Linked DNA regions of Homo sapiens: region 2 is linked to region 1. Evidence: read pairs that join two places in POLR2A ChIA-PET (ENCODE). Cell type or tissue: Panc1. All regions are shown on one strand. Each heading gives the region's core, and the rest is flanking DNA. Links, peaks and the distances in the headings are about the cores only.

The links. ChIA-PET counts read pairs that join two places held together with the same protein. Peaks named below come from ENCODE experiments on the same cell type or tissue, not always from the same donor. Only the 100,000 strongest peaks of a DNase experiment are listed, where the experiment ranks them.
Region 2: POLR2A ChIA-PET joins it to region 1 with 7 read pairs; 3 of 35 experiments call an interaction of 5 or more read pairs at or near these places.

What each region holds. Positions count from the first base shown.
Region 1 is chr4:71,037,750-71,043,231 of GRCh38, reverse strand. No RefSeq gene overlaps it. Among named protein-coding and RNA genes, the nearest start is that of DCK, 47 kb to the right of the region's middle. In Panc1, for the core only: no CTCF peak of the experiment used is centred there; no DNase peak of the experiment used is centred there.
Region 2 is chr4:70,709,745-70,715,226 of GRCh38, reverse strand. It overlaps a transcript of RUFY3 not described here. Among named protein-coding and RNA genes, the nearest start is that of RUFY3, 9.5 kb to the left of the region's middle. In Panc1, for the core only: no CTCF peak of the experiment used is centred there; no DNase peak of the experiment used is centred there; H3K27ac peaks cover 1,163 bases.

The sequences.
Region 1 (5,482 bases), core at 732-4,731:
CCTGGATTCAAGCAATTCTCCTGCCTCAGCCTCCTGAGTATCTGGGACTACAGGCATGTGCCACTACAATCAGCTAACTTTTGTATTTTTAGTAAAGACAGGGTTTCACCATGTTGCCCAGGCTGATCTTGAGCCGCTGATCTCAAGTGATCTGCCCGCCTCAGGCTCCCAATGTGCTGGGATTCCAGGTGCGAGCCACTGCACCTGGCCTTCGCACCATTTTTTAATAACAAATATGGTTATATATTAATCCAAATATACTTAAAAATCACCTTAAACATCAATGGTCTAAACACACCAATTAAAAGACAGGGGTTGTCAGAGTGGATAAAAACAAGACCCAACTATATGTTGTGTCCAGTATTATCATTGGAGATTTTAATACCCCTCCATCAGTATTAGACAGACAGATCCAGCAAGCAAAAAATTCAGTAAGGAGGCCGGGCGCGGTGGCTCACGCCTGTAATCCCAGCACTTTGGGAGGCCGAGGTGGGCGGATCACGAGGTCAGGAGATCGAGACCATCCCGGCTAAAAAACGGTGAAACCCCGTCTCTACTAAAAATACAAAAAATTAGCCGGGCGTAGTGGCGCGCGCCTGTAGTCCCAGCTACTTGGGAGGCTGAGGCAGGAGAATGGCGTGAACCCGGGAGGCGGAGCTTGCAGTGAGCCGAGATCCCGCCACTGCACTCCAGCCTGGGCGACAGAGCGAGACTCCGTCTCAAAAAAAAAAAAAAAAAATTCAGTAAGGACAGAGTTGAATTCGACAACACCATCAATCAACTGGATATAATTAACACCTATAGATTACTTCATCCAACAGCAGCACAGTACACATTCTTCTCAAGCTCATATAAAACATTCCCCAGGATAGACTACATTCTGCACCATAAAGCACACCTTAACGCATTGAAAAGAATAGAAATCATACAATATTTGCTCTCAGACAAGGAAATTAAACTAGAAATCAACTACAGAAAGATGGCTGGAAAGTCCCAATTACTTGAAAATTAACACATTTCTAGATAACACAGGGGTTAAAAAACTCTCAAGACGCTGGGCGCAGTGGCTCATGCCTGTAATCCTAGCACTTTGGGAGGCCAAGGTGGGTGGATTGCTTGAAGTCAGGAGTTCAAAACCAGCCTGACCAACATGATGAAACCCCGTCTCTACTAAAAATACAAAAAATTAGTGGGTATGGTGGTGCACACCTGTAATCCCAGCTACTCGGGAGGCCAAGTCAGGAGAATCAGTTGAACCCGGGAGGCAGAGTTTGCAGTGAGCCAAGATCATGCCACTGCACTCCAGCCTGGGCGACAGAGTGAGACTGTCTCAAAACAAACAAACAAACAAACCTCTCAAGAGACATTTTAAAATATTTTGAAGTAAATAAAAATAAATTTTAAAATAAGATGTAGTGAAAGCAGTACTCAGACTGCAATTTATAGCATTGAATGTGTATATTAGAAAATAAGATCTAAAATCAATAATCTTTGTTTTTACCACAGGAAATAAGAACAGAACAAATTAAATCCAAAATAAACATAAGAAAAGGAATAATCAAAATTAGAGCACAAATCAGAAATAGAAAATAGGAAATCAATAAAGAAAAATCAGTCACACAAAAAGGTAGGTCTTTGAAAAGATCAATAACAATTGCTAAGCCTTAGCCAGACTAACAAAAACAGAAGACACAAATTACTAACATCAAAAATGAAAAGGGGCCAGGCGTGGTGGCTCACATCTGTAATCCCAGCACTTCGGGAGGCCAAGGCAGGTGGATCACTTGAGGTCAGCAGTTCAAAACTAGCCTGGCCAACATGGCAAAACCCTACATCTACTAAAAATACAAAAATTAGCCAGGCATGGTGGCAGGCACCTGTAATCGTAGCTCCTCAGGAGGCTGAGACAGGAGAATCATTTGAACCCAGGAGGCAGAGGTTGCAGTGAGCCGAGATCACACCACTGTGCTCCAGCCTGGGTGACAGAGCAAGACTCCATCTCAAAAAAAAAAAAAAAAAAGCAAGAAGGGACACAACTACAGCTCCCATAGACATTAAAAAGTTAATAAAGGAATATTATAAACAACTCTAGGCCCACAAATTTAATAAACAAAGTGAAAGAATCAACTCCTTAAAAAGCACAATCTGCCAAAACTCACAGAAGAAATAGGCAATCTGAATGTCTGTATCTTTTAAAGAAATTGGATCAATAATTAATAACCTTCCAAAACAGAAGTCAATAGGCCCATATTGTTGTGTTGGTTAATTCTGCTAAATATTTAAGGAAGAAACTACACCAATTCCTACAAGCAGAATATTTCCTGACCCATTCTATGCAGCCAGCATTATCCCAATACCAAAACCAAAGACATTACAAGAAAACTACAGACCAACAGCTTTTATGAACATAAATGCAAAAATCCTCAGTAATATATTAGCAAATTGAATCCAACAATATATGGAAAGAATTATACAGTATTATCAAGTGGAATTTATCCTAGGTATGCACATTAGTTTGTTCTCTTGCTGCTATAAAGAACTGCCACAGGCTGGGCATGGTGGCACACACCTGTAATCTCAGCACTTTGGGACGCCAAGGTGGGTGGATCACCTGAGGTCAGGAGTTTGAGACCAGCCTGACTAACATTGTGAAAACCCAGCTCTACTAAATACAAAAAATTAGCCAGCTGTGGTGGCGCATGCCTGTAATCCTAGCTACTTGGGAGGCTGAGGCAGGAGAATTGCTTGAACACGGGAGGCAGAGGTTGCAGTGAGCTGAGATCGCATCATTGCACTCCAGCCTGGGCAACAAGAGCAAAACTCCATCTTAAAAAAAAAAAAAAAAAAAAAAAAAGAACTGCCAGAAAATGGGTAATTTATAACAGAAAGAGGTTTAATTGACTTATAGTTCAGCACGACTAGTGAGGCCTCAGGAAACTTATAATCACTGCAGAAGGGGAAGCAAACATGTTCTTCTTCACATGGTGGCAGGGAGAAGAAAAATGAGTGCCCAGTGAAGGGGAAGCCCCTTATAAAACCATCAGATCTCACAAGGACTAACTCATTATCATGAGGACAGGATGGGGAAAACTGCCCCCATGATTCAATTGTCTCCACCCGGCCCCTCCCACAACACGTGGGGATTATAGAAACTACAATTCAAGATGAGATTTGGGTGGAAACACAGCCAAATCATATCAGTATGCAAGCCTGGCTTAACATTCAAAAATCAATTAATGTAATCCATCACAATAGCAGGCTAAAGAAAAAAATCAAAATCACATTGATACTGAAAAAGCATTAACAAAATCAAAAAATCATTCATGATAAAAACTCAGCAAACTAGGAATAGAGGGGCAATTTCCCCACCTTGAAAAGAATATCTACTAAAAGCCTACAGCTAACATTATATTAATGGTGAAGAACCCGAAATTCTACCACTAAGATTAGAAAGAAGGCAAGGATGTCTACTCTCACCACTGCTCTTCAGAATCATACTGGAAGTTCTAGCTAATGTAATAAGACAAGAAAAGGAAATAAAAGGTATACAGATTGGACAGGAAGAAATATATACAATTCTCTCCCTTCATAGATGACAGTCTATGTAGAAAATCTGAAATAATCACAAAAAAACTCCTGAAACTAATAAGTGATAATAGCGAAGTGGCAGGATACAAAGTTAATTTCCAACATCAATTGCTTTCCTATAAACCAGCAATAAAGAGGTAGATTTTGAAATAAAAACATTACCATTTACATTACCACTCCTAAAAATGAAATACTTAGCTTTAACTCTTACAACACATTTACAAGATCTATATGAAGTAAACTATGAAACTTTGATGAAAGATGACAACTAAATGGAGAGATGTTTTGTGTTTATAAATAGGAAGAATCAACATTGTCAAGATGTTCAGTTCTCCATAACTTGATCTACAAATTCAACACAATCTCAACCAATCCCATGAAGTTATTTTGTAGATATTGACAAACTGATTCTGAAGTTTATATGGAAAGGGCCAGGCGTGGTGGCTCATGCCTGTAATCCCAACACTTTGGGAGGCCAAGGTGGGAAGATTGCTTGCACACAGGAGTTTGAGACCAGCCTGGGTAACATCACGAGATCCCGTCTCTACAAAAAAAAATTGAAATTATCTGGGCATAGTGGCATGTGCCTATAGACCCAGCTACTCGAGAGGCTGGGGTGGGTGGATCGCTTGAACCCATGAATTCAAGGCTTCAGTGAGCTGTGATGGCACCACTGCACTCCAGCCTGGGAGACAGGGTGAGAACCCATTTCAAAAAAATAATAAAAAATAAAAATTAGGTTTATATGGAAAGGCAGAGGACTCAGAATGGCCAACTCAATGTTAAAGAAGAACAAAGTTGTAGGACTGACTCTATCTGACTTCAAGATTTATTATAAAGCAACGGTAATGAAGACAGTGTGGTATTGGCAAAAGAACTGGTAAACAGGCCAATGGAACAGAGTAGAAAGCTCAGAAATAGACCTACATAAATATAGTCAACTGATCTTCAACAAAGGAGCAAAAGTAATACAGTGGAGAAAAGACAATCTTTTCAACAAAGATTGTTGAATGGTCAACCATCTTTGTAGACATCCACATGCAAAGACATAAACCAAGACACAGACCTTACACCTTTCATAAAAAATTAACTCAAAATAAATAATAGACCTAAATTTAAAATGCAAAACTATAAAATTCCTAGAAGATAACTAGATGACCTTTGGCAAAACAATGACTTTTTAGCTACAACATCAAAGGCACTATCCATGAAAGAAATAACTGATAAAACTGGACTTCATTAAAATAAAACACTTGTGCTCTATGAAAGACAATGCCAATGGAGTAAGACAAGTCACAGACTGGGAAAAAAATACTTCCAAGAGACATGAAAAAGGACTGTCATCCAAAACATACAAAGAACTCATAACTCAACAATAAGAAAATGAGCCCCAAAACACAAACAGAACCTCACCAAAGAAGATACACAGATGGTAAGTAAGTATGTGAAAAGATGTTCAACATCATGTCATTAGGGAATCAAAATTAAAACAAGATACCACTACAGATCTACAAGAGTGACCAAACTCCAAAACAATAACAACACCAAATGCTGAAGTGGGTGTGAAACAATGGGTACTCTTTCATTGCTGGTGGGAATACAAAATGGCACATATCCACTTTCAAATACCATTTGACCATTTCTTATAAAATTGAATATATTCTTACCATGCAATCCTGCAACTGCTCTCCTTGATATTTACCCAAAGAAGCTGAAAACTTAGTCCATATAAAAACCTGCACATGGATGTTTATAGGAGCTTTATTCATAATTGCCAAAACCTCAGAACAATCAAAACATCCTGCAGTAGGTTAGTGGGTAAACTGTTTTACATCAGGTGATGGAATATTATTCAGCACTAAAAATAAATGAGTGATAAAGCCATGAAAAGACA
Region 2 (5,482 bases), core at 654-4,653, 330 kb after region 1:
ATGATTATTCAACTCAATGATCATGATTATTTCACATGCTCCAGTACACCCTCCCACCTCCTTTCCCAGAACCACAATCTATTATGTCTACCTCTGATTCCAAGATTTCTTCAATTTTAAGTTTATACACTTCATAGGCTCAGTGTCACTTTATAGATATTAACCAAAGTTGACAACAACTATAAACTGATATACTCAGAAAGTTGATTTATCATTACTTTGTTAGAAACAAACACTACCAGGAGTATTATAATGCATCATCTTTTCACTTGTTAAAATTAACCAGCATAAGATTAAAAATAACCTCTACCCTGAAAAGTAAAACTGATTTCATGGCTCAGTGGCTGTAGGCAATAATTTACACAGACGTAAAGCTATCAAAAACTTAGTAGGTGACCTTGGGAAATTTATCCTCCTCTTGCCTCAATTTACTCAGTTGTAAAATGAAACTAAATAACTAGCTCCACAAAGACCAGAAGCTCCACCAAAGAAATATGCATTTTGCATACCTCTTACGTATCTACTCAAAATAGTACCTACCAAATACCAGACTCTCAATAGATACTTGCTGGTATAGATATGTATATAGCCTTGCAATGGCATTTTTCCACCCTCATGTTTCACTTCAATTGTGAAAACCCCCAAATTCTATAAAATCAAACCATATTTATGCCCCAACAAACAGGTCAGTCTAACACTGGCTTCATTACATGTACATAACAGATTCATTCACTCAACATGTACAGGGTACCTCCCATATGCTAGGGATGCAGAAGAAAGAACAAGGCAATAGACAAGAAACAGACAATTTTAGGTGTTTAGGAAAGTCTTAATGTCTGTTATAAATGGACCTATTCAGCGTTTTTTACATATACAACCATTTTTTCTATCAGATTGGTGACTCTTGAGTTTCATTAATTTACTCATTTTTAGTAAATAGGGCATTAGTGAGTAGAATATGGAACCAGAGGGCTGGTTGCCTGAAGACGTGCCTCTAATCTAGGACCTGATTCCAGTTACGGGAGGTGATGAAAGAGTGTGACATAGCATGTGGACTCTGGAGTCAGCATGCTCACAGTGAATCCTAGGTCCACCACCTAGCTGCTGAGTAACCTTGGCAAGTTACTTCTCTGTGCCCATTTCTACATTAACAAAATGGGGATAATAATATTAACCATTTCGGAGTTAAATGCTTAGCATGGCACTTGGCACAAAGTAAGCAGTAAGTAAATGTCACCATAACTGCACTATGATAAGTGCTTCTCCTTTGAGAGTTCTGGAAAAACCCTATCAACACATAAAATGAAAGTCAGTAAGGATAAACGTTTATGGGACAGAGGCAAAGGAAAGTAAAAAGGAGATGTGAGCAGAGGGTTACAGTGGTATCTCTCAGATTTTGAGGAAGGAAGAGAGATGGGTCAGAATTTTACCAAGCATTCTCACCTCAAGTGATCAGATTTCCTAAGTTCATAAAAAAGACAGCAGAAGTAGATAAATGTCTGTGGAGAGTCCCTAAACAGACTCTGAAGTTAGAAGAATCACACTCTAAAAGGCGACATGCTACAACGACTTCAGCTTTCCACCTGCTTTTTGCTGTCTTGGCCTGCCAGGCTCTCCTTTCCTACACATCATAAGGTTCCCACACCTTTCTTCCAAACTTTCCCACCCCCGCCCCACCACTCCCTCTGACAAAGCTGAGTATCTTGTCCGGTCGGTAGGGAGCATGTCAGATAAAAAAGGCTTTGCAAAGAGAGGGAATGCCACCTTGGCCAGCAGCCTTGAGAAGTTTTAGGGAGACTATGAACCTTTTCACAATTATTCAAATACAGTAGGGGGCATGGCCATATTGCTACTTACCTTCTCAAGTACCACTGCTTTGCTTTGTAACTCTAAAAACATTTCCTGGCCAGGCATGGTGGCTCACGCCTGTAATCCCAACACTTTGGGAGGTTGGGGCGGGCGGATCCCTTGAGGTCAGGAATTCAAGACCAGCCTGGCCAACATGGCAAAACCCCGTCTCTACTAAAATACAAAAATTAGGTGGGTGTGGTGGTGCATGCCCATAGTCCCTGCTACTCAGGAGACTGAGGCAGGAGAATCAGCTAAACCCGGGAAGCAGAGGTTGCTGTGAGGCAAGATTGCCCCATCGCACTCCAAACTGGGCAACAAAAGTGAAACTCCATCTCAAAAAAGCAAACAAAACAAAAAAAAATTTCCTTTCACACAATTTCAAACCAATTTTTTAATGCTTACGGTGTGCTACTGACTTCCCACAACAAATTCTACAGCTCATAACCTGAGCCACTTCACAAAGTAGGGAGTGTGTTTCAAAATTAGTAAGGATTGAGTAGACATGTAATAGGTGTGATGTCCTGTAAAATTCATCAAAAATGGGATTCTACTTTTATTTATGTTGGCTACAGGTTGCCTATTGTGCAATGATAAAGGGGCAGCCCATTTTTTAGTTAGTTCTTTTAATTATTTAAGGAATTTTGAAAAATATTGCCAACAAAAAAATTATTTCATCCAGTTTATTCTGCTACACTTCCATCATCATACATCTAGACTTTTTACTATCTATAGCCCATACTAGAAAAATATGGTCTCTTAGCTTCTTGATAAAATCCTACCTCTTAAACATGTAGATTTCTATGAAAAATTTTAAAAAAGGGAAAAGATACAAGACAGAATATAGTCAAGTGAATATGTTTTGAGGCCAATACTTGTCTTTTAGTCCCCAAAGTTGCTTTCTTTGCCACCTTTCCTCTGCTATCCCTCCTACCCAGCAACCTTTACTGCTCTCCACTCAAACCAGCTTCTTTAAGACCTTGGTGGTGAGGGAACGTACAGTGATTAAGAACATGCGCTTTGAAGGCTGACTATTGAGGAATATGAATTCATTCCCTGGCTTCAGTTCAAAAAAGTGCTAAGTACTATTACATGTGAAGTTTCTAGCTCTCTGCACGGCACACAAAAATATCCCACAAATGGTGGCCACTAGTAGTAGTATTATCTTACAGTCACATCTTTTATTGGTAATTGTTTGGGTTTCAGAACTACAAAAAAAAATTGTTATATAATGAAGAGCCTTTTAGGACTCTCTAGTGTCCAGAATAAAACTAAGATGGGAAGAAAAAAGAAAACTCTGTCTACAAAGAATGAGTCTATGATTATCAGAAGGGGAGCAACCAAAGAAAGACTCAAAGATTACATCTGATATTCTGAAATTGTTGTTCTGTCAATAAAAAGCGTGATTTGACTTTTTGATAATGCCAGGCCAGAAGAATAGGTGCAACAAAAAGGTGGTGGCAGAAAAGAAGGGGAGAATTGGCTGGGAAGACAAACTGTGAGAGTTCAGGGAGCCCTGCTCACAAAGGCAGAATCAGGAAGGCAAGCAGAGTGTTTAGTCGTGAGGAAGGAAACGGGGGCATGACCCAGCTACCTGTCCCTCAGTAGCTCAGGAGGTCCAAGGTCATGTCAGCTGTGTGTGGAAGGAGCCAACTGCACCAAGACACTGAACACCTAAACTCCAGATCTCTGGCAGTTACACATCCTTGGAAAGATGCTACATTTCTGAGGTTTGTATGTGGGTGGGTGCTTTTTATCTACTATTTGACAAAAGGCACTTAATGGATCAGAAAATGGCTCTCTGCCTTCTTAACAGGGTTGGAAAAGAGCAGAGGGCTAACAGATTTATGAATCACAGAATGGTAAATGAGGACACTGATCTACATTGAAAATACCGAAAATCTGTGTTTTAAAAAGTCACACATCACTCTGCTGTTTCCAAAACTACTAGTATGAAGGTAACCATGCCCAATCTTTTGGGGTTCTGAAAGTTTGACCATTTCCCTCATATGTTCCAGCCTGGGCAGACGCCTCTATGTTTACAAAACACAATAAAGTACTTTTGCCTTTTCAAAGTTTAAAGAAGCATACAGCAGGTGAACTGATTAACACGTGCTTGAGGCCGGACATGGTGGTTCATGCCTGTAATCCCAGCACTTTGGAAGGCCGAGGCAGGAGGATCACCTGAGCCCAGGAGTCCAAGACCAGCCTGGGCAACACAGTGAGACCTCATCTCTTTTTTAAAAAAATTGTTTATTTTCACTTTGGCTCTTCTTTGACATACTTCTTTTTTTTTTTTTTTTTTTTTTTTTTTCCAGACGGAGTCTTGCTCTGTGGCCCAGGCTGGAGTGTAGTGGCGGATCTTGGCTCACTGTAACCTCTGCCTCCTGGGTTCAAGCGGTTCTCCTGCCTCAGCTTCCCCAGTAGCTGGGATTACAGGCGTGCACTACCATACCTGGCTAATTTTTTTGTATTTTTAGTAGAGACGGGGTTTCACCATGTTGGCCAGGCTGGTCTTGAACTCCTGACCTCAAGTGATCCGCCTGCCTTGGCCTCCCAAAGTGCTGGGATTACAGGCATGAGCCACCATGCCTGGCCCATTGACATATCTCTTTATATAAATTAAAAATTTTAATAAATAAAACAAAAAACATGTGTTCAATTCCTGACCAGGTATACTGTTTTCTTTTTCTTTTTTTTTGTTTTTTGAGATGGAGTTTCACTCTTGTTGCCCAGGCTGGAGTACAATGGCGCAATCTCGGCTCACCACAACCTCTACCTCCCGGGTTCAAGTGATTCTCCTGCCTCAAACTCCTGAGTAGCTGGGATCACAGGTGTGCGTCACCATGCCCAGCTAATTTTGTATTTTTAGTAGAGACAGGGTTTCTCCATGTTGGTCAGGTTGGTCTCGAACTCCCGACCTCAGGTGATCCGCCTGCCTTGGCCTCCCAAAGTGATGGGATTACAGGCGTGAGCCACCGCACCCGACCTTTACTGTTTTCTAGAGTACTACTAAACAATTAAAAAAGAAGAGAGACAATAACAGAAATGTCCACAGAGGAAAAACTAAAATATATATATTTTACACAAACACATATACAATCTACACATACATACATGCATGCATGCAATATATATGATATATACATATCTGTATACTTGTGTGTGTATATATGTTAATGAAACTGCAAGCATAAATTTTCTCCCCTTAAACACTAATTCCTGGGTTTACATGTATATTTCGAACCTCCTTCCCCATACAATGGATTTTTCAAGTGCATCTGTCAGAGACAAAGGCTTCTAGGTACCTCATTCTCTGCACTATCCGGGGCTTAATCATGGCACTCGCTGTTAAGTATACTCAACTTTGTAGTGGGTAGTCATAGTAACGCTGCCAGTCCTTTTCAAGATTCTTTTTCTTCTATTCCTCTTCTAGCCTTCCTCCTATCTCAAAACAGCACTTAAAAATACAGAAAGCTGCTACTTGGTGAGTGGGACACTTTTTTGGACACTGCCTTAACTGGGAGAGAAAAGACAAGGGCAAGGATGTGGGCTATTTGCATAGCATTGCCTTGAACAATGTTTGCCGTAGTTGTGGGAGTTGGAAGGAGAAAAGAATAACTAAATAGAAGCT